4 separate regions of the Mus musculus genome follow, and regions 2, 3 and 4 are each linked to region 1. Evidence: chromatin loops called from intact Hi-C (ENCODE). Cell type or tissue: left cerebral cortex. All regions are shown on one strand. Region 1 has its middle 88 kb from the start of Gm34331. Region 2 overlaps Sh3bp4 (SH3-domain binding protein 4). Region 3 has its middle 56 kb from the start of 1700067G17Rik. Region 4 has its middle 14 kb from the start of Sh3bp4.

Region 1 (8,000 bases):
CGAAAGTCAGCACAGAGAAACTGTTAAGCATCTATAGACCAAAAACAAACAAACAAACAAACAAACAAATAAAATTCAGCCAGTACCTCACATCACATGCAACCAATCAAGCAGAAGGCTTGAACATAAGACAGGGATCTCTCAGATGAAGGAAGGAGGGAGAGAAGCTTTAGGATAGAGGTCTAGGCAAATGTGTCTTCTTAGACACCCAAAGCAGATTCAGAAAGGGGCAAAACAAAACCAACCCAGTCGAAAACAAAGAGCATGGCATTTATTTGGGACTAATTATGTCTGCTGTCTAGGAAAACACAGGCTTCAGCGGCCTCGAAAAGGAGTCTCTGGGTTTAGCTTTGAATCTCAAGGGGGTTGGCGATGACATCATCCATTAGTCAGGGGTTTGAAGTTAAGCTGTTAAGAATGGCTTGGGAGGTGACTTAATCTCTGGCTCACTTGGTGGGTGGGAGCAAGTGGGAGGTGGAGTTAAGATGGGGGGGTGTCAGAGGTGCTTCTGTGGTGAGCTATCTTCTGGGTGGGTGTGTCTGATGGCCTCCTGACACCTGCTTAATTGTCTGAACCAGGGCACTTCCATTTTGATTTTTTTCTTCCTTGAGACAGGCTTCTCCTGGAGGGTCTGCTATCTGTCTGGAATACAGAATGTGGCTGTCAGCCAGCCTGGCGGTACAGGTCTATCACCCCAGCAATTTGAGAAACTGGGATAGGAGGACCGCAAGTTCAAAACCAGCCTGGGTTACAGGACAAGTTCAAGGCCAGCCTGGACAGCTGCTGGAGACCTGGTCTTCAGATTTAAAAAGGGGAGAAGAGGATGGGATGACCGGTTTTATGTCAACTTGACACACGTTAGAGTCATTTTAGAAGAAGGAAGAGCCACTAAGAAAATGCCTCCAGCACACTGGCCTGTTGGCAAGCCTGTGATGTGTTTTGTTTGTTTGTTTGTTTGTTTGTTTTGGCGGGGTTTTTTTGATTGACAACTGAATTGGGAGGGCCCAGCTCATTGTGGGTGGTGCCAGTCCTGAGCAGGTGATCCTAGGTTATATAAGTAGGCTGAGCAAGCCAGTAAGTAGCATTCTTCTATGACCTTTGCACTAGCTTCTACATCCAGGTTTATGTTTTGATTTCCTGCCCTGACTTCCCTGAATGATGAACTACAAGCTGTAAGCGGAAATAAATCTTTTCCTCCTTACGTTGTTTTTGGGCACAGCAACAGGAAAGTTAAATAGGACAGAGAGGTAGGAATATAATTTATCAATAAAGCACTTGCCTCAAACTCTCTGTGCTGTAGGTTCAATCTCTAATACTTATGTAAATAATGAAAAATAAAAATAAGAATATAAACTGACATTAGAAGTGGCCTGTTAGTAATCAGGCACCTCCTTGGCCAGCCCAAAAAGGACCCTGCGACAATGTTAGCAATCAGGCACCTTCCTAGGCAGCCCCTGAGGGACTTGGAACAATAAGACGCGTCATCACTAGCTGCCCAGAGGCGACACATTTCCACTGTTGACCCTGTCACATGTCCTCCTGCACATGCCCTATGCTCCACCCCTCCCCTCCCCCTCCAGGCAGCATCTGTACCGCTGTCTTTTAATAAGCCTCCATATGAGACCTGCCACTTAGTTCCATCTTGACCAATCCCAGATCCCAAGTTCAAGTGTCATGATTGACAGCATTCTGTCTAAACTCCACCTCACAGTTACCTGGCTAGCCAGGTAGACCTGACCCACAAAAAAGGGGCTGATTGCCCCATTCTTCCTCTCATTCTTGTTGTCTCTTGTTTCTTTGCTTCCCTCCCCTCCCCCCCCCAACACCTCCACACCCCACGTGCTCATGGCCGGCCTCTTCTCCTCTACTGCTCTCTCTCTTTGCCTTTCTCTGCCTCTACTACCCTCTTAACTCCCCTCTGCATGCCCTGAATAAACTCTATTTTATACTATACCTTTGTGTGGCTGGTCCCCCAGCGGGGAGGGATGCCTTGGTATGGGCCTGTAGAGACACTCCCTTCCCCTCCATACTGCATCACACTTCCATAGAACATATTCCCTTCTCTTTATATTTTTTATAAACACATCAATAATTTCAGCTCTTGGGAGAAATTGACATCTTGTGTGTACTCCACAACATCTAAGAGAAAGTCCCCAGTTCTCAGGCTCTGTGGGGCAGGTGACATACCTACCACAGCCAGAGGACAAGCCTATTTTGTACAAGAAGCCAGCACCAACCTTAGTGTAAAAGGCAGTTTAAGGAGTCTGTTATGGGCCACCGAGGAAGATGCCCTATCACATAAAACCTTCAATCCATTCTATCCAGCCTAACACAGTTCACATGTCAGGGCTACCCACACATGGTTTCTCAGAAAGGGAAGCCACATTTCCAGCCGTCACATTGAACTAAGATTGTTTAAGGAGCTGAGACAAACCTCTGGATTAGCTTTATGTATCCAGAAAATTAAATTAACTAAAGCGTTGGCCCCCAAGGCAGCCGGAGAATCCGTTTCATTTTGTAAATCCAGATCTCCAAAAGCCAAAATGCATGCTCTGTGAATGGGGCCCCATGACTCTCTTCCAATCCCTTAAGCTTTCTAAAATCATTATGTATTATGCTGATAAAATAATTTACCCAGGGCTAGTTCACGGTGGAATGGTATCTCAGTGCACAGTCATTTTCTTAGACTAAAGTACCATTTCTCCTTAACGACAACGCAGCAGCGGAGGCAAATGTATTTGGAGTAATTCATTATCCTCCCTACAGTCCGGGAGATTTGCTCAAGGGGTCTTTGGCTCAAGGTCAGGTGACTGAGACCCGAGAATTGCAGAGGGAACCAAGTCAGCCATGAGGTAAAGCATCAAAGCAGAGCCTTGGAGATAAGGGGACAGGAAAGGGGGCTTCTTGTGTACAAAATTCCTTGGGAAGGATTTCCCGTCTTGTAAGAGCATTTATGCAGCTAGGTCTCAGCGTCACACCATGTTGAATAAATAAACCGGCCTCGGAACATCTGCTTCCTGGATTTGGAACTTATTATTGACTTAATCCCATAGTTTGGCCCAGGGGTGTTTTTTTTTTTTTTTTTTTATTAATTAAAAGCGGAAGTCCATATTTTTTTCACCATGGAATTTCCAAATCATCAAAGTACAAGACAGAAGTTTCTAGAATGGCTTTGATTCTTACCCTCCCCCTCCCCCTCCCCTCCCCCTCCCCCTCCCCCTCCCCTCCCCCAGGGCATTCAGCACTGAAAGAGACCAGAGGTCACTCAGGGGAGGAGGGATCCAGAGCCAACAGGTTGAGACTAGAAGAGAGGTGGGGGCGGCTATGGGCAAGTTCAGTTTTATAGAGGCTTAGAAGGTGAAGGTTTCTGGACGCCTTGGAGACTAGCTACTGCCTTGGCCGCTGGGGAGGAGGCTGATAAGCTGAAATCACATTCCAAGCATGCCATTCCAGAAGGAGGGTAAGAGTGCTCAGCAAAGTCAGCTTCAAAGAGGGGTCTGCATCTTATCTCAGTGAGAAATTGCTGAGACTTGAAGAACCACTAAAGGCCAGTGCCCTTACAGATTTCTCTGTCAAAATTTCTATCCGAAATGACGTCAAGATTGCACTAAGAGAACCGCAGTGACCCGCTGTGGAAAGCAGATTGCAGGGTTGGAAAGATTAAGAACACTTACTTCGCGCTCTTGGAGAGGACCCCAGCGGATTTCCACTGTGAGTCACAAACATTTCTAACCCCAGCTCAGAGGGATCTGGCGCCCTCTTCTGACCTTTGCAGGCACTGCATGCACATAGTCCACTTAATGCACTCAAATATGAATACAGGACTGGAGAGAGGGCTCAGTAGTTAAGAACATTGACTCTTCTTTCAGACAACCTAGGTTTAATTCCATCACCCACATGGCAGCTCAAAACTGCCGGAAAACTCCAGGTCCATGGGACCTGACTCCCTCTACTGGCCTCTTTGGGTACTAAGCAGGAAAGCTGTGCAAACATACAGGTGGGCAAACACACACACACACACACACACATCCTCATAAAATGAATAAACCTTAAAAGAAAATGGATGTCATGTCAGCAGACTCTAGGGTGTTCTAGAACACCCTGTGACAGCAGCCAAATGGTGTGGAGTCCCCTCCTCTAAAGGGACAAGAGAGACAAGACAGAGAGCACCTTTCCAGGTCAGATGTTCTGTGAGATACCGTATCTAGGTGACCTTGAATCCACGGCTCCATAGTGTCAACAGGTGACCACATGGCTGGGCCTCGAGAAAGTTCTGTATGAACTGCAGGTGAGCCTGGGAGAAAGATCTGCCTTCAAGCCGGGGAACCTTGGTTGGCCTTCAAAGCAAGGTTAAATCAAGAAATCTGTTCTGCCCTCAAAGATATTGCCACCTGAATTTTCCTCTCCTAGAAGACTCTAAAACACCAGATCCTCTCTGAGAGGCTACACACTTCTTCCAGGAACTCTCCAGAGCAGAGTTGAGCAGGAGGTGTCTGCGGCAGGGTTTGCCTGCAGCTAGACGTCTCTCTGCCTTTCACAGCTGATAAGGCTGGAAAATCTAATCAAGACATTTTAAGTAGCAAGAAAGGAAGGAAGTCCCAGACACTCCTACTTGGGACCTGACTCTCAGCAGCTAAGATAAGAGAGTCAACCAGTCCCACCGAGGCAGGGTCTATGGGGATCAGGGCTTCTGTTCAAGGCTGGAGCTGGGTGAAGTCGGCAAAGAAATGTACAGCAAGCATTCGCCTGAGGAAGTAGCTTATGAACAGTCTCCCAGTCAGAAAGTGATGGGGCCCCAGGGCACTGGTGGAAGCCAGAAGGGTGGATCACCTGCCAGCCAATCAGACAAGGAAGACTCTGCACTGGTGTCAGTCTGGGTCCCTCGCTGATGTGCTTGAACTGTGGGAATCCAAGTACTCGCCTCTCCCGTCCCCTCTCTGCCTGTGTTAATGACTGCTTGCTTGCCTAGGGTCATTGCTCCTCCATGAACCACCCATCTACTAGACCTTTGACGTTCTTCCCAGCTTTTCCTGCTTTTTAAAGGATACAAATCATGGGATCCCCAACACCCCAAGTAGCACACATTGTACTCATGAAACATGAGCATAGCCACTAGGCACTCACCGGACTCAGAGACCACAAGTGCAGTTCCTCCCTCCGCCATAAGGTGGCAGTGTTTTAAATCCAGCCTCTCATCGGAGGCCTCTGGTCCACCAAGATGCTTAGATCTGGATTTGGGCCCCACAGCTTCTTGGGAATAAGGAACTAGATCGTCTTCTAAGAAATATTTGTTTCTTTCTATGTTTCTTTGCTTCTTTCTTTTCCTTACATCCGTTGCTACTTTGTTTGTTTGTTTGTTTGTTTGAGATAAGCTCTCAAACTGGCCTTGACCCCATTAATGAGGAATCCATGGGCCTCACCTCTCAAAAGTTGAGACTAGGGGCTGGTGAGATGGCTCAGCCAAAAAGAGCACCCGACTGCTCTTCCAAAGGTCCTGAGTTCAAATCCCAGCAACCACATGGTGGCTCGCAACCATCCATAAGGAGATCTGACTCCCTCTTCTGGAGTGTCTAAAGATAGATACAGTGTACTTACATATAACAAATAAAAAAATCTTAAAAAAAAAGTTGAGACTAGAGGTATGTGCCACCACACCCAGCTATCTAAGCGACATTTCAAGATTTCCAGAGGTCCTAAGCTGCCTAGGAATTTGCATTTTTTAACGAATCCTTTAAGTGATTTCTAAATAAAATCAGTCTCCAATGCAGGAATCAAGCAGCACCCACACACACCTCAAGAAGTCGAGTTTTATGAAAGTGAACAGCTTTCAACTCCAAATAGCAGCGAGAGAGTGGGCGGCTGGAGGAGGGGCAGCTGCTGACGATGAGGAAAGGGGGAGGGGTCTCCATGGAGAAGTTGACATTCATAAAACAGTGCTTTAAGCAAATGAAACTTGCCTGAGAAGTAAGTCAATGATCCAAAAGAGAAGACAGAAAAGTTACAGTCCAACTCTACACCCCAACCCCACCCCTGCAAAGCACATCCCACCACCCGTCTCCTCGTACAGCTGGAATCTATTTAGAAGATAATGGGGGAGATATTTTACAGGTCTTGATCCATTTAGAAATAACAGATTCATTAAATTATCACCAGGCTCCATCAACTCTTCCCCTGAACCCCCTGCAGGCAGAATACCTCCCACCAATGTCCTCACCATGGTGCCCAAGACCCAAGGATATGTGATGTTTCATGACAAAAGGAGTTTTGCGAGCAGGGTTGAGTTGACAGAATTTAAAATAGGGAGGGTGAGCCTGGACTACACAGGTAAGCCTAACCTGAATGCATAGAACCTCTCTAGCTGCAGTCCTAAGATAATAACACCTGTAAAAATGTAGGAGGGTGTGAAGGACGAGACTCATCCTCTGCTGATGGCGGGACCACCGGAAAAGGAGAAACAAAAACAAAAACAAAAACGTGGGCAGCCAATAAGAAACACATTTGAGAAAAGGCTTCCTGCTTGGCAACCACATAGCTGCTGGCCCCTGGCTTCCGGGGGTTGGCACTGACCTGTGGGACTACGATATGAAAAGGGATAAGTTTTCCACACCATGTTCGTGATGTTTGTTCTCACGTGCTGTGGGGGCGGTGAACAAGGGGAGTCTGAAGTGCACACTCGACACGGCCTCACCTAAAACACATTAAACTAACTCCTGGGTGGTCACGTGGCCAGGCCATCCCTCCGCGGCAAGGTCCAGCCCAACCTGCGGGACCATGGAGAGGAAAGAATTCCTATGATGCTTCTGGGAAAGACCCGATAAGAGGAGGGGCCACAAACTGAAGGGTTGGCTGGGTGGCTCCTGTAGTGCAGATGGCCCAGCTGTCCCCTGGGCAGCTCAGGCTGAGGTTTCTTTTAGGAAGAGCTAACGGAGCTTGGGCTGTCAGTTCCAAATCCAGCCTTTACTCCCAGAAACTAATGCCTTTGTCCTTGCTGGCTTCTTGTGGCTATTGTCCATTTCCTGGTCGTTCCCTACCAGAGTTCAGGGTATGGCTGGGTTGTTAGTAGGATAGCGCTGCCTCTGACTTCTAATTTTACCCAGACAATGTATCCAAGTCTTTACACTTCGCGTCCTTACTTGTGAAATATGGTGACACAGTACAACACCCTCCCACGCTCCTGAAGTTTCTCTTTCTGAGGTTCCAGTGAAGCCATGATTGGCTGAGGTTCAAAAGTATTCGATGGAAAACTCTAGAAATAAACACTTCATAAGTTTTCAGTCGTATGTTCCTCTCAATTGTGTGACGAGATCTCATCTCTAATTCATCTCTTACAGGATGTGGCTTCAACCACTGGCTACCTTTTAATCACCCAATAGTTAGTTGTCTTGGGTACCAGACCAGTTGTCATAGTAGCACAGTGCTGTTTTAGTAACCCCTTATTTTACTTAATAATGACTCCATAACTCAAGAGCAATGATATTGACAGTTTAACTGCAGGTGGGCGGTTCTGGGAGACTCAGGCCCAGGACCCAGGGTCTTTCATGTGACTGGAGGGCCATCTTGTTCCAGAAGTTTCTTGGAGCCTTCTGGAGTAAGTAACCTTTGACTTGGACTCCAAAACCCAGATCTAGCATCTAGCTCTCAATAGCTGTTTTTCCAGTTAATTTTTTTCAATGCTAGAGATTAAAGCCAGAGCCTTGAGCATACCAGGCAAGCACGCTATACTGATCTGTGTATCCCCAGCAATATGGAGTATTAACAACTATTAGTTTATTTTATGTGTATGAGTGTTTTACCCGTATGTATGTCTGTGTACCACCTGCTGAGGTGAAAGAGGAAGTCAGATCCCCTGGAACTGGGGTCACAGATGGTTGTGAGCCACCATGTGGGTCCTGGGAATTGAACCCATGTGGGTCCTCTGTAAAAACAGGTATTTTTAACTGCTGAGCCACCTTTCCAGCTCCACGTGGACGTTTTAAAAACGGTTTTCTTCTGTATCTCCA
Region 2 (8,000 bases), 49 kb before region 1:
TATTCAGGACCCCAAAGTTGCAAAACATCCAGGGAGGTTTTATGTATTATAAAACAACCGATCTAGGCCGTTCACCCCATATCTCATTAAGATGGGATTCGATGAGGATTTGGAGGAATAAAATCTCTGTCCCCGTGTCCTCCTGTTCCCAGGTGTTGTCGGCCATTGATGGAGATGATGCATAGATCTCCAGAAAGGAATGGAGGACACAGTCCACCATGGTCATTCCCCAAGGGATGGGAGAGACAGATCTCTGAGTGAGATGTATTCTCCTGTGCCCTAGAGGGAGAGTGCTCAGAATTTTAAGTAAAAACCATTCTTACTCTTCAGTCTGGTGAAGCGAAGACGATAATTTGTATTGATGTATTTCAGACTGTGTACAAAGCATGCTCTGGTGCTTTGGCTTTTGGTTTCTTTTTTAATTTTGAAAACCTTGGCTGTAAGAGAATTAATTACTGGAAGAGAACACAACAGGACATAACTTTGGAGGGATTCTGACAAGGTCTTAATGGCTGCCGTGTGCTATTTAATTTTCACCTGTGGGGTTTGTTTGTTTTGTTTTGTCTTTTATTTCTCGTATGTGCATCAGGGAAGAAAAATGTGTCCTGTTAACTAGAGGGCACGACCAGCCACACAGGTGTGGGAGAGAAGCGCTTCTGGGACCTCCAATCCTGCCCAAGTCTCGCTTTCCTATTCCCACGTTTCCTACAGAGTCTCTTGGGGCTGAGGGCAAAGGCCTCAGAAACACCATGTGACCAGCCCTCCTGTCTCTGCCCCTTCCTGCCGTACCAAAAAAAAAAAAAAAAAAAATTTCTCCCAGACGGTCAGGGAGATCCCTGGGCCAGGAGGAAGGCCCACAGCCTCACCTACCCTTCCCAAGCCTCTGATCTTCGTCAGATGTGAGGGATTAAGATGCTTATTCCAGAGGAGCCCGGCCCCACATCTCAGGGAGAAGTGACAGAGCCAGAAGTTAAGAGAGATGGGAGCAGACAGACCTTGCTTGGGGCTAGCATCCTCCGCATCTCCCTACTCGGCCCTCTAGGGCTATCAGTCATCAGGTCCCTCTTCAGCTGATTTCACATCTTCTCGTGGACTGTCTGAGCTTCCCTCCGGTTCCCCTGCCCCTTGACTGGTACCTGTGGCGCCGCTCACATTAGCACACTCCAGAGAGGAAGCTGGCCTGTCCCTTCGGGCTCTTTGTTTCCTCCCAACCTTTCAGGGGCAGGATCTGTGTGATGCCTCCTATTGTTCAGCTTGACCGGATTGAAAATGACCTAAGAGACAAATTTAGCCTGTGAGGGAGTTCCTAGGCTGAGTTAATAACTAAGGTTAATTAGGCTGAAGACTCAGCCTCAATGTGGGCGGCTCCATCCCATGGACTAGATAGAAAAAGAGAAAATGGGGAAGGCAGCTGAGGCCAGCATTCATTGCTCCGTGCTTCCTGATTGCGGACCAGCTGCCTCACACCTTGCTGACCATGGTACTCTCAAACATGAGCCAAAACTAAGCCTTCCTGGGAGTCCTTGCCTTGGCTGGGTATTTTGTCACAGCAATAGGAAAAGGGAACTAATACAGTTTGTCACTATTGTGACTTGGTGGCAGAAGGGCCTGGTCAGGGGAATTCTGACTTGCTTGTCTGCCAGCACCATGATTCAAACATTCTGGTCCTAACATGTGACTGTCAGCTCATGGATATTCCCTGCCCACCTACTGTGTGCCGGGATCTCTTGGAGCTTACATCCTTCTGAGAGATGAAGACTCCCACCCTTTCAGATATGGTCTCTTTAACAAAGAGACTGACAAACGTAATGCATACAGACATTCACATGCATGCTAGCAAGACCTGGGAACCTTTAGAGGGAAGTGAAGACCTCCTAATTGGAGCCTAACCTTGAAAGTTTCTAGGCAGGTTTGATGTGTGAGGAGTCTTAGGAAAAGGACAGGACAGCAAGGTGAGAGGTAAGTGTTCAGTAGCCCAGCTGTGTGACCCATGTCTGGGGCCACATTTGCCTGAGGTACAAGAGGGTGCCTCCTGGGACTCTGCACCCGATGCTGCTTACCTTCTCAAGGACTCCAGAACTCCAGGCGCTTTTGTGAGCTGTTGATTGCTACATCTCATCAAGTCTGCAGTGTGGTGATCGGGGTGGGGTGGGGCAGTGGTGTGGATACAAGGAGAGATTCCTTCTGCTAGAACTCCAGACCCAGGCAGACTGCCTCCTCCCTCCCCTGGTTTACATTGCAAACTCACACACTTGGAAAGACTTTGTCAACCTCGTTGGCCTCGGCTTCCATCTGAAAGAGAGTATGGCAGTGTATGGCAATGTTTCCAGGAACGTGATTTCCCCTTAAAGTCATGCAGTATTTTCCCCAAACGTTTCTGCCTCCTTGTTCCCCCTTCCCTTTAGAAAGGCAGAGAATACTAGTCCCTTGACTCCCTCTTTTGCACGCTAAGGAATTTTTTTTTAACCTTCTCTTCAATTTAATCGGTTTGTTTATTCCACTGAACTCTGAGGGTAAAAGAGAAATTCCCCCTGACCTTAGTAAGCGCTGTGAAGAAAAAGTGAAATTAGCAGGGAGTGGGTGGGTTTCAGATGACTTATGCATGATCCCATCTTCAAGCTGAGCAACCATGGGCCTCATCACAGCCTGCTGAGAAAGATGCCTTTTCTCCATCAGGAGAACGGGGGATCCCCAAGGCGACTCATCTCGGGTCTGGTGAGCTGGCGGCACCCAGGCATTCTCCGTTCTTGCATCCTTTTAAAAGTGAGAGGGGAGGTTCCAGGGTCCAGCTAAGCCGGATGCACCTCTGCCAGCTAAGCGATTCCTTGCCTGCTTCCCAAGCTTGGCCAGGAAGACAAAGTTGGGTTTGTTGTCTCCTTTCGAAGAAAAAGGAACCTGGCAGGTAATGGAGTCTGGGCAGCCAGTTCGACAGATGAAGCCCTAATGGCCACGGACTTCATCCTGTATCAAGCAGCTGTTAAGTTGATTTAGCTGAGAGTTTTGTCCTTTTGCCTGTTTCTGTATACACAGTTGGCTTTAGGAGATACTTTATTTGAGCCAGCAAGATGACTTAGTGGATAAGAGTTCTTGTTGCTTAAGCCTGAAGACCTGATATCAATTCCTGGATCCCACGGTGGAAAAAGAGAATCTAGTCCTGGAAGTTACCCTCTGTTTCACACACCCTTGCCATGTGCATGTATGTGTAGACAAACAACTTAGTTTCTTTTTAAAAGGAAAGAACAGCTACAGAGACCCAATGTCTACAGACTAAATAAGGCCATGGCACAGGACTTGCCCTGCAGTGGGTGGGGTGGGGTGGGGTGGCGGTTCCCCTGTCTGTTTCCATCAGAAAACATTTTCTCTGTCCCCTGAAAAGCATCTCACCTGGGCCTGGCACACAATCATTATTTTTCCAAGTACATACCCTGCGTAGATGACTTATTTCATCTGTTCTGGGTATTGTCTGTGGTATTCACAAGCATGGTGTGTTGGAGACGAACCATGCATTACCCTGGGTTGTTTTGAAAGTGATGGTTTCTTGGGCTGCGTTTAAGTAAAAGTAGTTATTGGGTACTAACACAAATGCATGGCTAGACCTCTGATTGTCAAGGTGTAGGAGAGGGAGGCCCCCATACTTTAAATAATCATTTAAAAAAAATACCCCCAAAAAATCTAGCCAGGTGGTGGTGGCGCACGCCTTTAATCCCAGCACTTGAGAGGCAGAGGCAGGTGGATCTCTGAGTAAGAGGCCAACCTGGTCTACAGAGCTAATTCGAGGACACAAAGAAACCCAGTCTGGGGAGGCAGAGTGGGGATAGACTCCCAAACAAACTCAAAAATCACTTGTGAAGAAAGGTGAGGGATGGGTGGCACTTTGTAACTTAGCTCATTCTGATTGTCAGGGACTTGTTCCTCTCCTTTTCTATCTTCCATACCAAAGAAGAACAAGGACTCAGTGATCCTGGCTGGAATCTGAGGGCTCTTGTCATTCCCAAGCTGTACGAGCCACTGCCTAGCCCAGGGCATCACTGGGCCGCTGCCTAGCCCAGGGCATCAGTGTGCTCTCTAGCATTTCACATCTGTCCTTTCTTTCATCATGGTAACAGTCCTGGTCAGAAATCAGGTAAAAACATTATCAAAATGAGCTGCTCAGCACAAGTGGGCATGTCCACTACTGTCATATAGTTTGTCTTTCTAAGGTGGCTAAGGAACATTCATTCCTCTGAGTCCTTTGCCTCACTTAGAAGGTTGACTTGGAAAGTGGCTAAGTGGATCTTCACCCTGGCTGGTTTCTGTTGTTATCCTGGCCGGGTTGGTGACTGCATCATCTGTTTCTAGCCGTCCCACCCTCCTCCACCCCCCTAACTTGGAAGTGTCTCCTGTACCTGTGGGCCTGACCTCACACTGTCTCTTTGTTCTTATGCAGTGCCTTCCCCCAGTGCCTTGCTCGTAGACAACCCCACGCCTTTTGGAAACGCAAAGGAAGTGATTGCCATCAAAGACTATTGCCCAAACAACTTCACCACCCTGAAGTTTTCCAAGGGCGACCACCTCTACGTCTTGGACACGTCTGGTGGGGAGTGGTGGTACGCTCACAACACCACCGAGATGGGCTACATCCCTTCCTCCTACGTGCAGCCATTAAACTACCGGAATTCTACCCTGAGTGACAGTGGCATGATCGACAATCTTCCGGACAGCCCTGAAGAAGTTGCCAAGGAGTTAGATCTGCTAGGGGGTGGCTGGACCGATGACCAGAAAGAATCTGGCAGGCCCTATAGTAACAACCCTTTCTGGAATGGAGTCCGAACGAACCCCTTTCTGAATGGGAATGCACAGCCCAGTACGGATGAGCTAAACCCCAAGAGTACCGTGGATTTGCTCCTGTTTGACACGGGCACATCTTCCTTCACTGAGTCCAGCTCGGCGACCACCAACAGCACCGGCAACATCTTTGATGAGCTCCCAGCCACCAATGGACTCCAGGTGGAGCAGCCTGTCAAGCGGGACAACCCCTTTTTCAGAAGCAAGCGTTCCTACAGCCTTTCGGAACTCTCCGTCCTGCAAGCCAAATCGGATGCTCCCCCAACGTCCAGCTTCTTCACAGGCTTGAAGTCGCCTGTCCCGGAACAGTTTCAAAGCCGAGAAGACTTCCGAACCGCCTGGCTCAATCACCGGAAGCTGGCCCGTTCCTGCCATGACTTGGATCTGCTCGGCCAAAGCCCAGGCTGGGGCCAGACCCAAGCAGTGGAGACAAATATTGTGTGCAAGCTGGATAGCTCTGGGGGCTCCGTGCAGCTTCCTGACACCAACATCAGTATCCATGTGCCAGAGGGCCATGTAGCTCCTGGGGAGACACAGCAGATTTCCATGAAAGCCCTGCTGGACCCTCCGCTGGACCTTAACAGTGACAGATCCACCAGCGTAAGCCCTGTGGTGGAGGTGAAGCTGAGTAACCTAGAGGTGAGTACCTTCATCATCTTGGAGATGAAGGTCTCCGCCGAGGTGAAGGGCGACATCTTTAGCAAAAGCACGGTGGTCCTGCAGTGCCTGAGAAGTGACTCAAAGGAGGGGCCTTATGTGCCCATCCCTCTCGCCTACAGCTATGGGGACACCATACAGGTACAGCTGGACAACCTGGAACCCTGCATGTACCTAGCCATCGTTGCCCAGGGCCCCAACATCCTCTACCCTTCCACCGTGTGGGATTTCATCAATAAGAGGGTCACCGTGGGTCTCTATGGTCCCAAACACATCCATCCATCCTTCAAGACAGTAGTGACCATTTTTGGACATGATTGTGCCCCCAAGACCCTCCTGGTGAGTGAGGTGACTCGGCAGGCTCCCAGTCCTGCCCCCGTGGCCCTCCAGCTGTGGGGCAAACATCAGTTCATTCTGTCCAGGCCCCAGGATCTCAGAGTGTGTATGTTCTCCAATATGACTAACTATGAGGTCAAGGCCAACGAGCAAGCCCGAGTAGTGAGAGGGTTTCAGATGAAGCTGGGCAAGGTGAGCCGTCTGATCTTCTCCGTCATCTCCCAGAACCCCAATGAGCTGTCCGACTTCACCCTGAGGGTCCAGGTCAAGGATGATCAGGACACGATCCTCACGCAGTTTTGTGTCCAGACTCCGCAGCCGCCCCCTAAAAGCGCCATTAAACCGTCGGGACAGAGGAGGTTTCTTAAGAAGAACGAGGTCGGGAAGATCATCTTGTCCCCGTTTGTCGTTACAACCAAGTATCCAACGTTTCAGGACCGCCCCGTGTCTAGCCTCAAGTTTGGCAAGCTTCTAAAGACAGTGGTGCGGCAGAACAAGAGTCACTACCTGCTGGAGTACAAGAAAGGTGACGTCGTGGCTCTGCTCAGCGAGGAGCGCATCCGGCTCAAGGGACAGCTGTGGACCAAGGAGTGGTACATCGGCTACTACCAGGGCAAGGTGGGCCTGGTGCACACCAAGAACGTGCTGGTCGTCGGCAAGGCCCGGCCCAGCCTGTTCTCGGGGCCCGAGCTGAGCACCTCAGTGCTGCTGGAGCAGATCCTGCGGCCCTGCAAGTTCCTTACCTACATCTATGCCTCTGTGCGGACCTTACTCATGGAGAACATCAGCAGCTGGCGGGCCTTTGCTGATGCCCTGGGTTACGGCAACCTGCCGCTCACCTTCTTCTGCCGGGCAGAGCTGGACAGCGAGCCGGAACGGGTGGCTTCCGTTCTGGAAAAGCTCAAGGAAGACTGTAACAACCCTGACAACAAGGACCGGAAGTCCTTCCAGAAGGAGCTGGTGATGGTGAGTGCTAGAGCAGGTGTCCAAAACTCGGATGAGCTTCCTGAGGTAGACAGGCATGGGTCACACTGGGCTGAGTCACAGGGACGCTGTTGGGAATGTCATGGGACCCCCAAGAAAGGTGTCTCTTCTCTCTTCTGTTACAGTTCCGATCCTCTATGGTTTCCTGTGGTCTTGAATTCACTGGTTAGTTTTTGACAACTTGACACAAACTAGAGAGTCTCTGTAAACTGGGAACCTACATTAAGAAATTGCCCCCATCAGATTGGCTTAAGGGCAAGTCTGTGGAGCATTTTCTTGGTTAATGAATGATGTGGGAGGGCCCTGCCCAGCCCACTGTGGGGTGTGCTGTCCCTGTCTGCTCATCCTGGCTTGTATAGAAAAGCAGACTGAGAGAGCCCTGGGCAGTGAGTTCATAAGCTCCGTGGTTCATCCTCTGCTCCTGCTTGAGTTCCCGCCCTGGCTTCCTTTGGAGACCGACTGAGATCAGTATGTGTCAGCCACATACATCCTTTCTTCCCCCTGGGTTCCTTTTGGTCACAGTGATTATCACAGCAATAGAAAGCAAAGTCGGACACCATGGGAAAAGGGCATGATCCAGAGGCTTCTACCTGGGTCTTTGAAGGGTATCTCTTGTGTCATTAGGTCCCCAGCAGACTGTGACATAGTGGTTAAAGCCTTTTTGCCCCAACGTCTGGCCTCGCTTCAATGTGAGTTCTGGCCTTATGTTGCCTGGTGCCTATAACATCTGTCTCTACTGGGATGCCTTCTTGCTCATTTGAGTCCATGGAGGACAGACTCTTGGCTGGTATAAAACAGATTGGCATTCTAAGGAATGCTTTAGAAAGGAGAGATTCTGACTCTGAGACACACTGACCTCAGGCTGGCTAGGGATGTTGTCAGAGACCTTTCCAGGTCTTGCAGCAGCCTGGGCTTTGGAGCATAAGGTAGTGGAACAGTCCTGTTTTTTCCCACAGGCTGCCCACCCTGTTGTATGGTTCTGACAGTCACCATTGACAGTAGAAACACTCGGTGAGCTCCTCTTGATCCTTCCTGCTTCCACTGTCCCCAGCGTTTGGCCGCTCTCCTACTCCATGTCTTTTCCCCACTTGCCCCTCTGTATGACATCATCAAGCCTCTCTGCATCAATACTGACGACCCTCAGAGGTAGAGCGGGGCATGTGACCCTTTGAATATGGCCCATGGTAACATGGGACAAA
Region 3 (8,000 bases), 230 kb before region 1:
CAACAAGCAGTCATGTTAGCCATGCAGCTGACATGAGCATCCATTGTGTTCCACAAGGACCCTGCTCTTAGGCTCCAGAGGGTGTGGGCAGCTCAAGGTCCTTCTTTCATGGCCAGGGACAGATCTATTTGCCTTTTTGTTCAGATATCCCAGGCATTGCTCCCAAGGCTTGGTAATCAAGACACCCACCTGGGAAACCACTATGACACTACTGGGTACACCAGAGGCTCTAGGCGTGTCCCCAATTCCACTGGCTTTTAAAATCTCTTTATATTGTTTTATGGAATTCTGTTTTACTGAACAGAATTCAGTCTGTTCCTTGAATAGGGTAGATTTGCAAAAATACTACTAGGCTAGGTTAATCTCAGCACTAGGAGGCTGGGTAGGAGATTCTCAAGTTCAAGGCTAGCCTGGGCCACATAATGAGTTTTAGGCTAGCCTGAGCTACAGTGTAAGACTCTGCCTCCACCAATGGAGTGCAACATGGAGCCCAGGAGTTCCAAGCTCTTGACATTGACACTATATCCTCACCTAATACCTAATTTCCAAAGTGTTGATCTTGGAACCCGGAAAGTGTGAGATGGATCTGAAGCGCATCCCAGATTAGTGGGAGTGTTGAGCTAACACATAGAGTTTCCTCAGCTGGCTTCTCATTGTTATTCTGCTCTTTCCCAAGCTACTGGGAGGGTGGCTGGCAGATGTGGGTGAACGGGTAGGAGGGGTCTGCCTCTGAGTTTTAACCGAAAGGTTATATCCTACCCAAGAAGCTCACATAGCCTGAATAGCATGGGTCCATCCATGCATAAGAATGACCTTTAGGGCAGTGTAGGGGGAGGGGAGCGTAGAGGGGAGGGAGATGATCCAGATAAGCACAGAAGCTGCTAGTGAGGCTTCGGGTACCCCCCCCCCCACACACACATCTGGAATGGCAGCAGGGAGCTTATGCAAGAAAGAGGTCATAGCCCTTCCTTCAGCCAAGCAAGACTTTAGGAGCCTTTTTTAAAAAAGGACTTGCACTCTCTCTTCCAGACTGAGCTTTGTAGATGCCACTTGGGTGTCTAAGGGCATGTCATATCAAATGCAGCCAAGTAGACTCCTGTTCCACCTACCCCACACACACACCCCATTCTCTTCCATCTCTGTCCCTTTCAGAAGAGGAAACCATCCTGGTTAGGTTTTTGTTAGCAAAGGCTTGCATCTCAATGGGGCATTTTCTTCATTAACGATTGCTGTGCAAGGGCCCATCCTGCTAGGAGTGGCAAATGGCCCTGGGCACTCTAAGAAAGCAGGCAGAGCAAGTAAGCCATGAAGAAAGAACCAGTAAGAAACACTCCCCCATAGTCTCTTCTTCAGAGCCTGCCTCCAGGCTCTTGCCTTGAGTTTCCTGCCCTTGGCTTCCCTCAGTGGACTGTCACCCAGGGTATGTAAGCCAAATAAACCCTTTTGTCCCCAAGTTTGCTTTTGGTCCTGGTTTTGTTCCAGCAATAGGAACCCTGAATTTGTCTAATCATCTGTTTTCTACTCCTCTTACAATGCCTTCTGGTCCCAAGCATGCGACTCTATGTAGCCCTAGGATCGGTTGACTGAGGTAGAAACAATGAGAACCTAGCTTACTGATGATTGTACAAGACATGTAGGCACCACCCAGAAGGGGACAGCTGCAGCATTGCAACCTTCTGCTGGGACAACCCTGAAAGACATCAGTGAAGGGGAATCTTCACAGTGGCCAGAGCTTCAGGCAGAACACATGGTCGTATGATATTTTTGGAAGGAGAAAGGGCCAGATGTTCCATTGTTCACTGATTCATGGGCTGTAACCAATGAATTGGCTGGTGGGTCAGAGACTTGGAAAGAGTGTAATTAGAAAATTGATGAGAACGACATCTGGAGAAGAAGGATATGGCTAGATCTCTCCAAATGGCCAAAGGAAGTGATGATACTTGTGTCCCTGTAAGTGATCACTGAAAGGTGACTTCAGCAGAGGAGGAGCTCAGTAATCAAGTGGATAAGATGACCTGTGGGCAGTCAGCCTCTTTCCCCAGACATGCCTGTCATTGTCCAATGGGCCATGAACAAAGTAGTCAGGGTGGCAGAGATGGAGGTGTGTGGGGGCTCAACAACATGGAGTTTCACTCATCAAGACTTTCCTAGCTACAGCTGCTGCTGAGTGCCAGATCGGCCACTAGCAGAGGCCAAGACTGAACCCCAGATGTGACACCATTTCCTGGGGTTATATAGTACAGACACCAAGACCCCTCCCCCCGAAGGGGACGCTCAGTCTAAAACTTTGAGTACTATATTTCTTAACTTCCTTCTTTCCCCTCCTTCTTCTTTCTCCCCCTCTCCCTTTCTATCCAGTCCTTCAGCAAATCCTATCACACAGGGGAGCCTGGTCTCATGCATCTCTAGTGCCTGACTCCACTGTCACCCTGCGTCAAGTACCCATCACATCTTGCCCAAATCCTCCCCCTTCCTCCTCCTTGCACCATCTCTATCCCCAGCTCTCCAGTTGTCTCCCCACATGGCTGTCATAATGTCTCGTTCTCCCATAAGAGCCTAGCCATGACAAGATCTGTTTCAAAGATCCCTGTCTCCTATCAAACTCATAATCACCTTCCAGAGGTCTGCTAATCCCTCTCCAGCAAGTTCTAAGCCTCCTTCCCCTTTTTTCCTGGTCCACCTCTCTTCTGTTACAGACCCCTTGGCTGTGCTGGTGAGTCCAGGCACACATCTCAAATGTCCACTGTATTCTCCTGTCATGCCACCCTCCTCCTCATACAACCTCTCTCCCACTGTCCACGTAGCTCCTTGCTTCCTGAGCCACCACAGAGAGCCCAGAAGCCCATTGGCTCGCACAGAGTTCTATAACGTCAAAGCTCAGGCCTGCCGTGCCCAGGGTTTACCATTACACTGAACTGTGCCCTCTACCACTGGCCATTGACTATCATGTCCAGGAAAGACTATTCACATATGAGTGAGTGGTACCACTTGAGGATTCTTCCTCACTCTTTCCCAAAAGTAAAATGTTTGGTCACACTAGAACTGAAGTCACAGATGGTTATGAGCCACCATGGAGGTGCTGGTACCAAACCCAGGTCCTCTGCAAGAGAAGCAAGTGCTCTTCATCACTAGTCTGTCTCTCCAGCCCCCAAAGTCAACAAGTTTTGATGAATATTGGAGTGAACTGGGAAGAGTCCCAGTTGCCAGCACTGTCTGGGGAACTTTATCAGTGAGTACAGTCTGAGTCAAGTTCATCGTCTGAATGATGTGTCAGAGCACCTAACACAAGCTACTTGTTTTTCTCTTTGGCTCTCAGGACTTCTGAGAAATCCCCTTTGGATATTGTCACAGCTCTGTGGCTCAGAGGCAGCCCTCAAGTGCCTTTCTCCGGCAGGGCTCTGCTGTCAGGAATAATGAATGGGTGGTTGGGAGAGGAGCGAGTTTATTTGGCTAAGTGCTGGAGTCCCTAAGAGCAGATGACAAAGTGTTGCCCTCTGCCTGGGGGCAAGGTCTTTGGCTGAGGGCAGCCTTGGCTACGTTAATAAAGTGTATTCAGGAAGATGACTCTCCAGACAGGGACAGGAAGAGGTCATCTGAGAACTTTGGAGGTAGCAAAGCATGCCAAAAACTAGCTATTGAACGCACCCTGAAAAGCCCAAACGTATGTTTTTATAACCACCGAAAGGTGGAAGTACTGTTTCTAAGACACAAATCAATAATACATCATTTTCAGCCAACGATCCATAGCGTATGAATGTCAAAATCCAGAGGTGTGGGAGGCGTCAGAAGAAGTGGGAGTTTTCGTTCCCACAGAAGATTTCCATCCCCGGCTGGGGAAGCTGACACGCTCCATGTGCAGATCGCGCTGCCCACTTCTTAGTAACATGGGCAATGGAGAGTGAAATTGAGAAACCCTTCTGAGTGTCCATGGGTGACCCAGTGAGGGACTAGCCACCAAGCCCTTCTTAAAGCACAGAGTAGAATTTGTACCCCCTAACACAGATGACCTGTATACTTCCAGATGCTAAGAGTAAGTACGCATGAGCACAGAAGTGTAGGGGCAGGGTGGGGGGTGCTCTAGGCCGCAGAGTTCTAACTCGCCTGACTCCATCTGTCTTTATTCTATACAGATGACCTGACCAGAAAGCTTGGCTCTGGGTGTACGTGCTCATTCACACTTAAACAAAGCAACATTTCATGTATGTGTGTGTGTGTATACATATACATATACATATATATATATGATCACTAGCATTAAGAGGGAACATTTTATACATATATGTTGTATTCTTATAAATGTATATAGGCACACATCTCTACATTTAGTATATACATGTTTATGTATGTATATGTGTACACACATACAGATATATGGGGAAATGAATTTATTTGTAGTTTTAGAACTGGGAAAAGAAGAATTATTCACCTCTCCATCGTGACTACGATGACGTCATAACTCATAGAGGAAGCAGAGAAAAGCCAGTAAACACACAGATGCAGTGTCAACAGCCATGGGACATCCCAGGGTGGTCTTTGTGCTTCTTCCAAGTGTTGGGGCTCCTGGCCTCAGAGTCATTTCCTCCTACAGACTAGGACCCTAGTCCCTAGAGCCCCTTGCTTGTTCTGTGGGTCTGAGAAATTTGGGAAGCTGTACCATCTGGTTATCCAGCTACCATTGAATTAACATGTGGGCTCCACACAAGAGCACCTGATGCACATCAGTGGAAAAAGGAGACACCGCCTGGGCCCAGAAGACACACCGGTAAGCAGACCACATGCAGGAGCCAAGGTGGGGGAGACCTACCTGCCCTCTGCATCCATTTATATAAGACAAGAAGCATTCTGGGATTTCTTCAGCTGAGTCTCTACTTTACCCAGGCATTCTTGACACTTTCCCCTAGTCTCTGGATGAACCTTTTTCTTCAGAGTCATGGCCAATTAAGTCGTTCTATGCAATGGTCTCATATAGTGGGGGATGGGTGTGCCCCTTGGTCATTCTCATCCCAGTGTAAAGAAAGGGCCTCTTTCTTCCAAAAACTGAACAACAAAAGGCACTTAGAAAAAAGTGGCCCTTTAAGTTTGGGTCACATGTATGACCCTAGCATCAGGGACAATGACAGAACTACCCATTTAAGGACAGTCTGGGCTATATAGCAAGACTATTATCTCAAACACACACACACACACACACACACACACACACACAAAACTAACCACCAAGAACAAAAGGAGTGGTCATTCAGTTATGTTTTCCTGGAGTCCAGTGTGGATGTGACAGCCAGCACCTCAGGCCAAATGCTGCAGGACTGGGACAGACCTTAACAACAAGGGTGGAACTGATTTGCCTATGAAGCAGGCTCCATTCTGTCAGGAGACCACAGTTACAAGTCTTCTGCTGCAATCCCAGTCCCAGAGAAAGCATATTACTGCACATACAATGAATGGGAGTGGGGGTGGCGGGGAGTTGAAAACAAGTTAGGGATCATCTCGAAAGTTCCAAGTTAATTCTTTCCTGGAGTCTGATTTCTGTGGATTCTTGTCATCTGGAATGTCAAGAACTGCACTTGAGCTATCCAGTTGTCATTGTCTTCATGTTGTTTGTGGTGATAACGTCTTCAGGATGCTTTGCATGCATGCAGCAGAACTGCAGACTGTGAAGACTACAGAAATAACTGCGTCTCTTCTTACGAAGAGCACAAGCACAGTTGACTACTTCATAAACATACTTTGACCTTCAGCTCTATTTCATATGTTCAGGAATAGTACAATTGGGTGCGGGGAACATCTTTAAAATGGCCTCCATATCCTACGTATACACTGAAATCTCAGTCTCTTATGAGTGTGTGCACACGCTGTGTAAGTTTGGATGCATCTATGCTGCATCATGCGTGCAGAGGTCAGAGACAACCGTGGGTGTCCACTTTCACCTACTACATTCTTTGAGAAAGAGTCTCTTGGTTGCTCACCTCTGCATACACCAGTTTAACTGGCCCACGAAATGCCAAGGGTTCTCCCATCTTCCCATTTCCACCTTGTCACAGAAGCACTGGGACTTCAGATGGCCACTACCACACCGGGCTTTTTCATGGGTACTGGGGATTAGAACTTAGGTTCTCATCTTTTTTTTTTTTTTTTTTTTTTGGCAAGCTCTTTCCCCACTGAGCCCTCTCTCGGTCCCTGAAATCTTATTTTCATATTCATTCTGAAGCAAAGAAGAGTAAACTAAGATCGCTGTGATGGTTTCTGCCTGGCCTGGCTGTTCCCGGATTCTTGGCACCTTGGTCAAAGAATCGAAGACGCATGGTATAAATAGCAAAGTAGCCAGGAGTTTGAAAGTCTAGAGGGAGTGCATCAAAGGGAACAGCGGGCCCTACGCAAGCAGGCAGCTCAGGAGCATCTGCTCACTGCCCGGGGTCTCCTTTTGGAGGCAGGAGGAAAAGAAGCTTTTGTTAGAGGTAGGTGGTAGGTGGCTTTCTGATTTGATTGACAGGCTGTGCAAGCCTTTATTCAGTGCAACTGATTTTAATCATATGTGCGCTAAATGCTGCATAGTCAGAGATGGTACATAGATTTTTGGTTTGGGTTTTTTTTTTCCCCCAATAAAAGTTTCCTCAGAGGTCATAGTTAACCTAATTATACATGCATCCAGAAGTAGTCTAGACTTGACTGGTACACTGTCCCTACTTTCAGGATCCATTTAGTCCCAAAAGGCAAGTTGCTAAAACACTAGGGAGCTATTAGGGCTGAGCAGCCAGTTGCTCTCTTGGGTGCAGGATGTACTTGTAGCTCCATACCAGGATCCTAGATTTCTATGTGCCTTGTGGAGAAGGGGATGTTGGTGGCTCAAGCTGGGTCCTAGCTTGTTAAACCCTTCCTACCTACCTGCCCCAAGATTCTTCCATAGTGACTGACAAGAGAGGTCGCCTGTATTCTCCAGCAATACATAGAGTACTTATGTCAGCGATCTGATGTCATTAATTCTGTATGTTAAGACCAATAAACTTTTATAAAACCTGTATCAACAAAACATAGCCTATGCTCTGAGGCAATAGTCGCTCATTCGGTCAGTTAAACGTCAAACTTCCTTCAAAAGATTTTAGAAGAGACGGGTGCCCAAACTTTCATTTCCTTACATTTTAATTTCTGTAAGGAATTAAAGAAATCATCTTGATATTATAAATGTCATTAGGGAGCACCAAGCCTGAGGACTGGACTTGGATCCCTAAGACCAAACATGGTGGAAGGAGAGAATGAGCTCTTGCAAGCTGCCTTCCGACCTCCATGGCCACGACACCTGTGTAGTCGCACAACTGGAGGCAAGCGGGAGCTACAGGGATGGCTCAGGGTTTACGAGTTAAGAGCACTTACTGCTCTTCTGGGAGACCTAAGGTTGGCTCCTAGCACCCACACTGGATGGCTCACAAACACCTGTAACCCAGGGGCTCCCTCTTCTGGCCTCCACAGGTTCCCATAAACACACGTGGAACATACACATACACAAAATAATTTTTTTAAAAAATTAAATATCTTTAAATACATAATTAAATGTAATTTTAAAAATCTGTTTTCTTGGACGCTGTGTTCTAAAATGCTGTTCTCGTGCTCGTAAATCAAGGGCTTGACCCACTGAACCTTCCCCCCACCCCAAGGCCCCAAATAATAAATAGGTCTAGTTGAAACAACAGTTACAACCTCTTTAGAGTTCTGCTGCCATCTAGACTCTGAGTTCAGCCCCATTTGTGGCTTCGCCAATATGCATTGGGCAATTCATGAATATTCATAGCTTCTCTCCACACAAACTCTGGTACCACTCCCAGAAGCAAGCACTGTACTTTCATTAAAAACAAACCTAAGAGATAGAAAGCCTAAGAGTTTACCCTCAAATCTTTGAAGGTTTCCCTGAAAAAAAAAATTAGATAAAATGGCAAAGTCTAAGGATGGCTGGATATCAGCACAGAAAAAGCAGCCCAGGATGCCCAGGAGCAGGCAAGTCCCTCCGC
Region 4 (8,000 bases), 140 kb before region 1:
TGAGACCCACTGGGCTCATGGCAGCCCCTTACCAGCTGAGAGGCAATTGCAACACTTAACACTTGCTGTGAAGGCTACAGATGTACAGTGACTGTTCCTTTCGTGGAGGACATTTACGTTAAAGAATCAGTGACCCAGGCTTACGGCCTGGAGATGTCTGACCTTGGATGTTGCCTCTTTCCTAAGACATCTAGAAATCTCAAACACAACTTTACAGTGAAAACAGCCCACTTTGTTGTGTCGGGGCCTGCTGATCCTGTCAGGTGCTCTGTCGGTTCTGTCAGATGGCTTCATTAGCTCTCTTAGCAACATTTGGGTGACAGGTCCCTGCAGACCCCACCAAAACATTCAACAAACCCGATGACGAAGTCAAAACAAAACAAGCTGGGAGCCGGTAGAGCTCCGGAGCCTGAGAGCTCGCACCCACATTGGCTATGACTCGCTTGCTGGCCTCTTCAGAAGCCCATAGCCACACTCTCCCCTCCGAGAGTCTCCTCTCTAACCTTGTGCTTTAAATATATTCAAATATCTCCTTCAAGCCCCAAATCTACCTCATTCTGGCTAGTACTAAAATCTCTCTCTGCATCCAAGCTACAAATCAGGGGTTGGCCTGAGCTGAGGTCCCTAAAAGTCTAAGGGCCGCTGAGGGTGACGGAGGGAGTTGTACCCCAATAAGCTGGCATCCCAGTTGACTGCTATAGAAATGACAAGTAAATTGAAACACAGGAGGTAGTGGTACATACTTTTAATTCCTACACTCCGGAGGCAGGGGACGGTGGATTTCTCTGAGTTCCAGGCCAACCTGGTCTATAGAGCTAGGTCCAGGACAGCCAGGGTTACACAAAGAAACCTTGTCTCAAAATTAAAAATTTAAGTGAGTCTCAATACTGGGAAGTCACTTTACAAATTCTGAGCCACAAGCAAAGGCTTGGCTATCATTCATTTGCACTCCACTGTGACTGTGTGCCAGACACTGCTAGTCCCACTGGTGGAGAAAAAGACCACTGTCAAAATTCAAAACCAAATTTGAAGAAGCTTTATTAAATATTGACTGGGATGGACTCTGGCCAGGTCTGCCTTTGGGTTCTCAGAAAATGGCCACAAGACAAGTTTTGCAGGGGCTTAATAGGACAAAACACACCACAGTTCTCATCAGCTCCAATCAGGGGCAAACATACATTCTGACGTCATTTCCTGCCTAAAAACCTCCTGCCTACATCCAATCAGGGGCAAGTGTACACCCTGACATAGCTCTTGTCCATGTACACACACACACACACACACACACACACACACACACACACATCGCCTCCACAGAATCAAGCATATCTTGTTTAGATTGGGGCAAACAAGCTTAGGACAAACAGGAACTTATTCTTAACTGCAAACAGAACTCTTAACCAACAAGGTGTTTTTTTTCCTGTTTCGGTCTCACAGTGCCATGGAGAAAGTGCAGATACGGAGGTAGAAGACCCCTAAGCCATGATTTGTTCTCCTTGTGCTCTGAGACAAAAGTCACTGAATAAGGTGAAATTCCAGTGTGTACCGGAGTATCGGAACCAAAATGATGAGATGGTCCCTTGTCTCAGACACAGAACGCTAGTTAGTATCCAGTTAGTATACTGGTTTTCCTGGAACTGTCTCATCACCCCTAGGATCTCCACATCCTTCCATTTGAGCCATCTGGTCGCTGGAATGAAGGAGTGGCCAACTGGGAGGGGAAGTATAGCTAAGGGATATCTGTAAGCAGGACTGGGTGATGGCAGGCTGCATCTGGCCTGATGTGTAAACAAGAGCTCATTAGTGTACAGATGATAAGGATGAGCAGGAAGCTCCCCATTGAGATGGTGCAGCCAGCACCATTGTGGGCTGGGTCTCCAGTCCAGGCGCCTCTAAGGCTCAACTAGACCTCCTTCACTTCTCACACCTGATGTTTGCTGTCACCTGACTTTATTAATTCATCCTTGCTCCCCTTTGTCTTGGAGGATGGCTGTCCTCTCTGTCTGTTCTATTTGCTATCTGAGCAGTGGCTTCAACCCCCCTCTGCCTTATTTTTCTTCCTTGTCTGGACTTAGTTCTTTTAATGCCAATACCGGCTACAGGGCAGATTTAAAGGGCCATCCTCAAAGGAAACTCACCATCAAAGTTGACAGCAAGAAATCTGCTTTGTGATAAATCACTTTCTGTAAGGGAAAGAGTAGGTTTGGAGAGTCCTTCCTCCATGCCACATCTGCTCCAGACAATCTGATCTAGAGCCACCAGCATGTGTGCATGTGTGAGTGTAAGTGTGTGTGTGCATGTGTGAGTGTGAGTGTGTGTGTGCATATGTGAGTATGAGTGTGTGTGTGTATGTTGCTATGAGATCACTTCTTTCAGCATTATTTTCTCTTCTTATTTAAACCTCCCCCAGCCCATGGGATGGAGCTACCTACAGTTCAGATGGGTCTTCCCATCTCAGTTAACCCAAACTAGAAATCCCCTCACAGACGTGCCCAGTGGCTTAAACAGTCAATAGAGCATACACATCAAGCATGAGATGCAGCCAGACAGAGCTGACAGCCTGTAGCAGCTGGGAAGACTCTTAAATAGCTTCTGTGAAGGAAAGAGGAGACAGGTTTTAGAGTAGAAATGTGGGAGAACAACCCTGTGGGCCCAGGGTGGGATGGAAGGTTGGGGGTGAGGTAATTACCCTGGGTCCAGAGGCACCAAGGCAGGGACTGTATTCAAAGAGCATATTCAAGGTGGTGGGGATAGACACATAGAACAGTGAAAGGCAAGATTCCCTGGGGACAAATGATAGTTTTCTCCTGTCTTGACTGATCCAAGCCAGGCCACTCTTAAGAGTGAGACTCTGAACTGATTGTTAATGACCGCAGAGGTAGGTGAATCTCTCTGAGTTCCAGCCCAGCCTGATCCACATAGCAAGTTCCAGGCAGCTGGAGCTACATGAGACCCCATCTTGAAAAGTACCAGACACTGTAGGGAATACATTGGCTTTGGCTAGTTATTACATAAATATTTCAGACTCAAGTGTCTAGCTCTGACCTTATTGTTTTCTGTTATGTGAAAAAAAAAATCTTTCTTGGGGAGATGCTACTAACCCCAGAAAAAGGATCCCAGAACAGACCAATACCACCAACATTCAACTTGATGAACCAATGAGTTGTATTGGGGTTACTTACAGGAGTGTGGCTGAGGGGTCACTTACAGGAACAGAAATGACTCAAAGACAGCTGCATCACCAAAGTCTACCCCAGCATGGGTGACAGCTCACAAAAGCTGAGAACCTGGAGCACACTGCACATGGAGAGTGTCCTCTCTGAGTGACTCAGTTGGTCTAAACCTCTTCTGGGCAGCAGATCTGGTCCTGGGTCTTCTTTGCCACTTTTATTGCCTACTCTGACAGGGAGGGGCCAGAATCTGGTTAATTTCAGGGACTTCCTGAGCCTAATTTTAGCTGTTTACCTTCTTGTTTAGGGAACTTCCCTACTGGATGGAATGGATTACTTCAGTCTTGGAGGAAACACCTGCACATTTCCCCAGTTTTGGCCCCATTCCAAGAAGGAGCTTTCTGTTGGCATCAAAAAGACCCTCTGACATGTTAGGTTCCCTGCACAATGAGAGTCCAAGTTCTGGAATGCCCATCCCGTTTGCCTAGTGTAAGGCCAAGTATTGGCTCAGGACACTTCAAAGACCAAGTTCTCAGCACCAGGGAGATTTATTTGCCCCAGAAAAACAAAGGGCAGAGAATAAGAGACAAAGGCAGGAGATAGAGGATGAGAGAGAAGAGGAAGGGAACAAGGGAGAGGGAGGAGGAGGATTTGTCCCAGAGGGGAACAGGACAAAGGAATGTGGATAGAGAGGGGACAGACACAACCCATAGACAAATGGCAGTTTATAAAGGTACGAGGGGAAACCCTGTGTTAGGAAGAGTATTTAATTTTAAGTGGACATGTTTATTAGGTGAGACTTTTGACTGCTGGACTTCAATACTTTGATAGTTGGATCTTGGTTGTCAGCCTCAGGAGGAGGAATTGGCCAAATGAAGAGAAAAGACGTCGGTGGCTAGCTTTAGGAATGCAATCCAATGTTTTTTAGCAAGGCAGAGGGAATGGGGAAGAAGGGCAAGGCCCACCAGAGCCATGTTTGCCATGCTCAGGCCGGCTAGAGTTCCTTCACCTAGAGTTGGGTGTTGTCAGTCTCTCAGAAACACAACCATAAGAGTTCTTTCTTAATGGGTAATAGAAGTAATAACATGAAGAAAAGGTTTCTATTGAAGGTGAGACACCCATACCACTAGAGTCTAAGAACACACAACACCATTAGCTCTTTGGGTGTTAAAAACCATGGAAGGAGCCATGTGGTAGCATACATCTATAATACTTACTCTTGGGAAATGGAGGTAGGAGGGTCAAAAATTCATCCTTGGATGCATAGAGCTGGAGGCCAGTCTCAAATACACCAATGTATGCACACACGCACACACACACACACACACACATACACACACACCCCTCCACACCAAACAACCACCACTAAAACCTAGCAAGAAAGGGTCCATTTAATACCAATCTCAAATCTATTCCCCATGATGAGGACTCCAGCCAGAATGGGCAATGCAAAAAAATAAATGTGATTGATGTGGCTGAAAGGTAAAGAAAGAGCTCCTATCATACAAGAGAGGCAGGAAAGAGGACAGTGGGAAGGAGGGAGGCAGCAAGGGATTGTGAGCGTGCCCTTTACAGCATCTTAAACAGCACACATGGAAAGAAGAGCTCTGCCCACCAGTAGGTGGAACAGCAAAACAGAAGAAAAACCTACAGATGGTGTTGTGCAGCTATTTCCTCGGAGTTGAAACATTCTCTCCTGGTGGAGGAGGGAGGCTCTTAACACTGGGAAAGTAAAGAAAAATGTGCTTGGCTCCAGAAGCCTGCAGAGTCGAGAGGCTCCCAGGCTCCTCTGAGAAGGTGAGCTGCAAACAGTGGCTGCAGGGAGAAGTCTTCAGTGGAGCTGTCTGCAGGCCCAGCAGGGAGCTCCAGGGATGCAGCTTTTGGGTGTGGCCGTCCATGCTGGGAGGGCTTTTCAGTGCTGAGCAGCCTTTGAGTCACCCATGCCCCTGGATGCAATTCCAGGAAATCCCTTGGTTCCACAAGTTCGACTTCGTTGAGCCATTTCTTTGGCCGGTTCATTGGTGCTCTCTCTGGGTGTACACTCTTTAGTTCTCTCCTGGAGATGTAACTCAATGAGTGGGAGCTGGAGAGATGGCTTAGCAGTTATAAGCATTCAGGATGTTTGCAGAAGACCCAAGTACAGTTCCTAGCACCTTACATTGGAAAGTTCACAACCACATGTAATCCCAGCTCTAAGGAGTTTGATGCCCTCTTCTGGTCTCTGAAGGCACTGCATCCACCTGCACATAGCCACACACAAACACACACATACACATAGTTTCTTTTAATCTGCAGGGGCAAACAAGCAAGGTACTAAGCAAGCTTTCTAAAGAAATTACATCCATACCAGTCGGTGGTATTTAAAAACACAAACTGAGTGTCTTCCAGCTGCAGATAAATTACCATTTTTATATACATTGACAAATTACAATTACACATATTTCTGAATTATATGTATTTATATGTACATACAGACAGATTGCTGAAGGGACATATGAATACATATGCAATTAAATCAAGCTAGCTATCATGTCCATCCCAAATGCTCCTCCTCTTCTTCCTCCTTCTCCTTTCCTCTTCTGTCTCTTCTACTTCTTTTTCTTTCGTGAAAATATCTGAAGTTAGTGTTGGTCTACAGACAATTCCACCAGGCTACACTCTACATCTACCTAGCAACAGCTTGTATCACTTCCAGGTATATGAAGAGGGAGTGCTCGCTACCCGAGCTCTCTCTCACCATCTTTCTCTCTCTGTTCCCACATGTTCCTAGCCAGCTGGCCTCTCTTCCTCTCTTTCTCTTTCTTTCCTTCTCCCTGCTTTCTCTGCCTCTACCCCTCTCCAGGTACCCCCTCCCTTTCCCCATAAACTTTCTTTATATTAGGTCTGTTCCTTAGGGGAACACCTTGGCAGAACCAAGATAGCAACCTCCGCAATTATACTGCGTTATAAAACACAATAATTATATTTAGGGGTTTAGAAACATGTGTATAATACAGTGCTGTTTACCATCTCTTGGTTACTTTTCCTTTTGTAACACACCTGAGACCTCACAAAAGCAACGCAAGGGAGAAAGGGGTTTTATTGGCTCACACTCTGAGGTTCAGTCCATCTTGGAGGCAGGAGTTTGAGGAGCAGTGAGTCACATCAAACTAGCACTTAAGAATCATAGAAGGCCGGACAATGTTGTTGCACACCTTTAATCCCAGCACTTGGGAGGCAGAGGCAGGAGGATTTCTGAGTTCGAGGTCAGCCTGGTCTGCAGAGTGAGTTCCAGGACAGCCAGGACTATACAGAGAAACCCTGTCTCAAAAAAGAAAGAAAGAAAGAAAGAAAGAAAGAAAGAAAGAAAGAAAGAAAGAAAGGAAGGAAGGAAGAGAGGAAGGGAGGAAGGAAGAGAGGAAGGGAGGAAGAGAGAAAGAGAGAAAGAGAAAGAAAAGAAAAGGGAGAAGAAGAAGAAGAAGAAGAAGAAGAAGAAGAAGAAGAAGAAGAAGAAGAAGAAAAAGAAAAAGAAAAAGAAGAAGGAGAAGAAGAAGAAAGAATCAGAGGAGTCAATGCTTCCTCCTTCCTGCTTCCTGCTTCCCTTTTCCCAGTACAGAACCCCAGGCCAGGAAACAATGCTGTGCACTTTCAGCGTGGGTCTTCTCTCATCGATGAACCTAATCAGGATGATCTCACAGACACTCGGCCAGGGGTCTACCTAATTAAGATAACACCCCACAGGTGTACCTGGAGGCTTATCTCTGAGGTGATTCTGGATCCTTCCAAGGTGACAATCAACTCTAGCCATCCACACAACCATGTCTGTCACACTGTGCAACAGGGCTTGGGAAAGAAAAGCAACTCTACCTATCCCTCTGGTCTGAGGTAAGGCTAACCTCTGATCCACATCTCCCCACCCCCACTGCGACTCCATAACAACCATTTTAATCTCTGTGTCTGTTGTTTTAAATTCCACAGATGAGTGGGAACAGGTGGTATTTGTCTTTCCGTGCCTGGTTTATTTCACTTAGCATAATCGTTCTCCAGTTTCATCCCGATTGTGAGGAACGACAGAATTTCCTTCCCTGCTGGACCTGGTAGCATTTGAATTGTGCATAAGCTGTTCCTTTGCTTCATTCACCTGCCAGTGAGACCTTAGGTTCCATAGCCATCGCTGGGAATAGCATTGCAAGTGACACGAAAGTGCAGCCATCCTCTGACATGCTGCTCTCAAAACTTTTGGATATATATCCAAAAGTGGGATCACTGAATCATGCTAGCTCTATTTTGTTTTCAGAAAACACTCAATACTGTTTTCCATAGTAGCACTAATTTTCATCCCCACCAACAAAGAACCAGTGTTTTGTTTCCTGTGTCCTTGACAACGTGTGTGTGTGTGTGTGTGTGTGTTGATGGAGATTGAACCCAAAGTCTTGGCTAGGCTAAGCAGACATCCTAAGTGCTCTTTCCTCTTAGGTACAACCTCAGTGCTTATTTTTCATTTGTTTTATTGCTTTTAATTTGTTTGCACTTTTGCTATTTTGAGACATGGTCTTCCTAAGGTGCCCGGCTGGCCTTGGATTCACTCTGTAGCCCAGGCTGGCCATGAGTTTGCAATCTTGCTTCTGAATGACAGGGATTACAAGGCTAAACCACTAGACCTGGCTTTTCTTCTTCTTTGTACAATTTTGGATTTTTATTATGTGTGTGTGTGGTGTGTGTTTGGGGGTGGGTATGCACACGTGAGAGCAAGTGCCTTCTGAGGCCAGGGGTGTCAGATAGCACTGGAACTGGAGGTTCAAGTCATGAGCTATTTATAATGGGTACTGGGAAGTGAACTCAGGCCCTCTG

The links. Peaks named below come from ENCODE experiments on the same cell type or tissue, not always from the same donor. Only the 100,000 strongest peaks of a DNase experiment are listed, where the experiment ranks them.
Region 2: it touches region 1 in a loop (2.2-fold over the local background); 7 of 42 quality-filtered maps call a loop at or near these places.
Region 3: a loop joins it to region 1, with 2.5 times the contacts of the local background. A loop is called at or near these places in 3 of 42 quality-filtered maps.
Region 4: it touches region 1 in a loop (2.2-fold over the local background); 3 of 42 quality-filtered maps call a loop at or near these places.

Annotation. Positions count from the first base shown.
Region 1 is chr1:89,187,892-89,195,891 of GRCm38, forward strand. No RefSeq gene overlaps it. Among named protein-coding and RNA genes, the nearest start is that of Gm34331, 88 kb to the left of the region's middle. In left cerebral cortex, CTCF peaks have their summits at 3,776 (motif pointing left) and 5,158 (motif pointing right); DNase peaks (open chromatin) are centred at 3,760, 5,128, 5,854 and 7,104; H3K27ac peaks cover 449 bases.
Region 2 is chr1:89,139,124-89,147,123 of GRCm38, forward strand. It overlaps Sh3bp4 (SH3-domain binding protein 4), which reads left to right. Exons shown (of 6, transcript NM_133816.3): 4 at 4,427-6,783. Among named protein-coding and RNA genes, the nearest start is that of Gm34331, 40 kb to the left of the region's middle. In left cerebral cortex, no CTCF peak of the experiment used is centred here; no DNase peak of the experiment used is centred here.
Region 3 is chr1:88,956,491-88,964,490 of GRCm38, forward strand. No RefSeq gene overlaps it. Among named protein-coding and RNA genes, the nearest start is that of 1700067G17Rik, 56 kb to the right of the region's middle. In left cerebral cortex, no CTCF peak of the experiment used is centred here; a DNase peak (open chromatin) is centred at 3,811.
Region 4 is chr1:89,052,819-89,060,818 of GRCm38, forward strand. No RefSeq gene overlaps it. Among named protein-coding and RNA genes, the nearest start is that of Sh3bp4, 14 kb to the right of the region's middle. In left cerebral cortex, CTCF peaks have their summits at 4,803 (motif pointing right) and 5,384 (motif pointing left); a DNase peak (open chromatin) is centred at 4,835.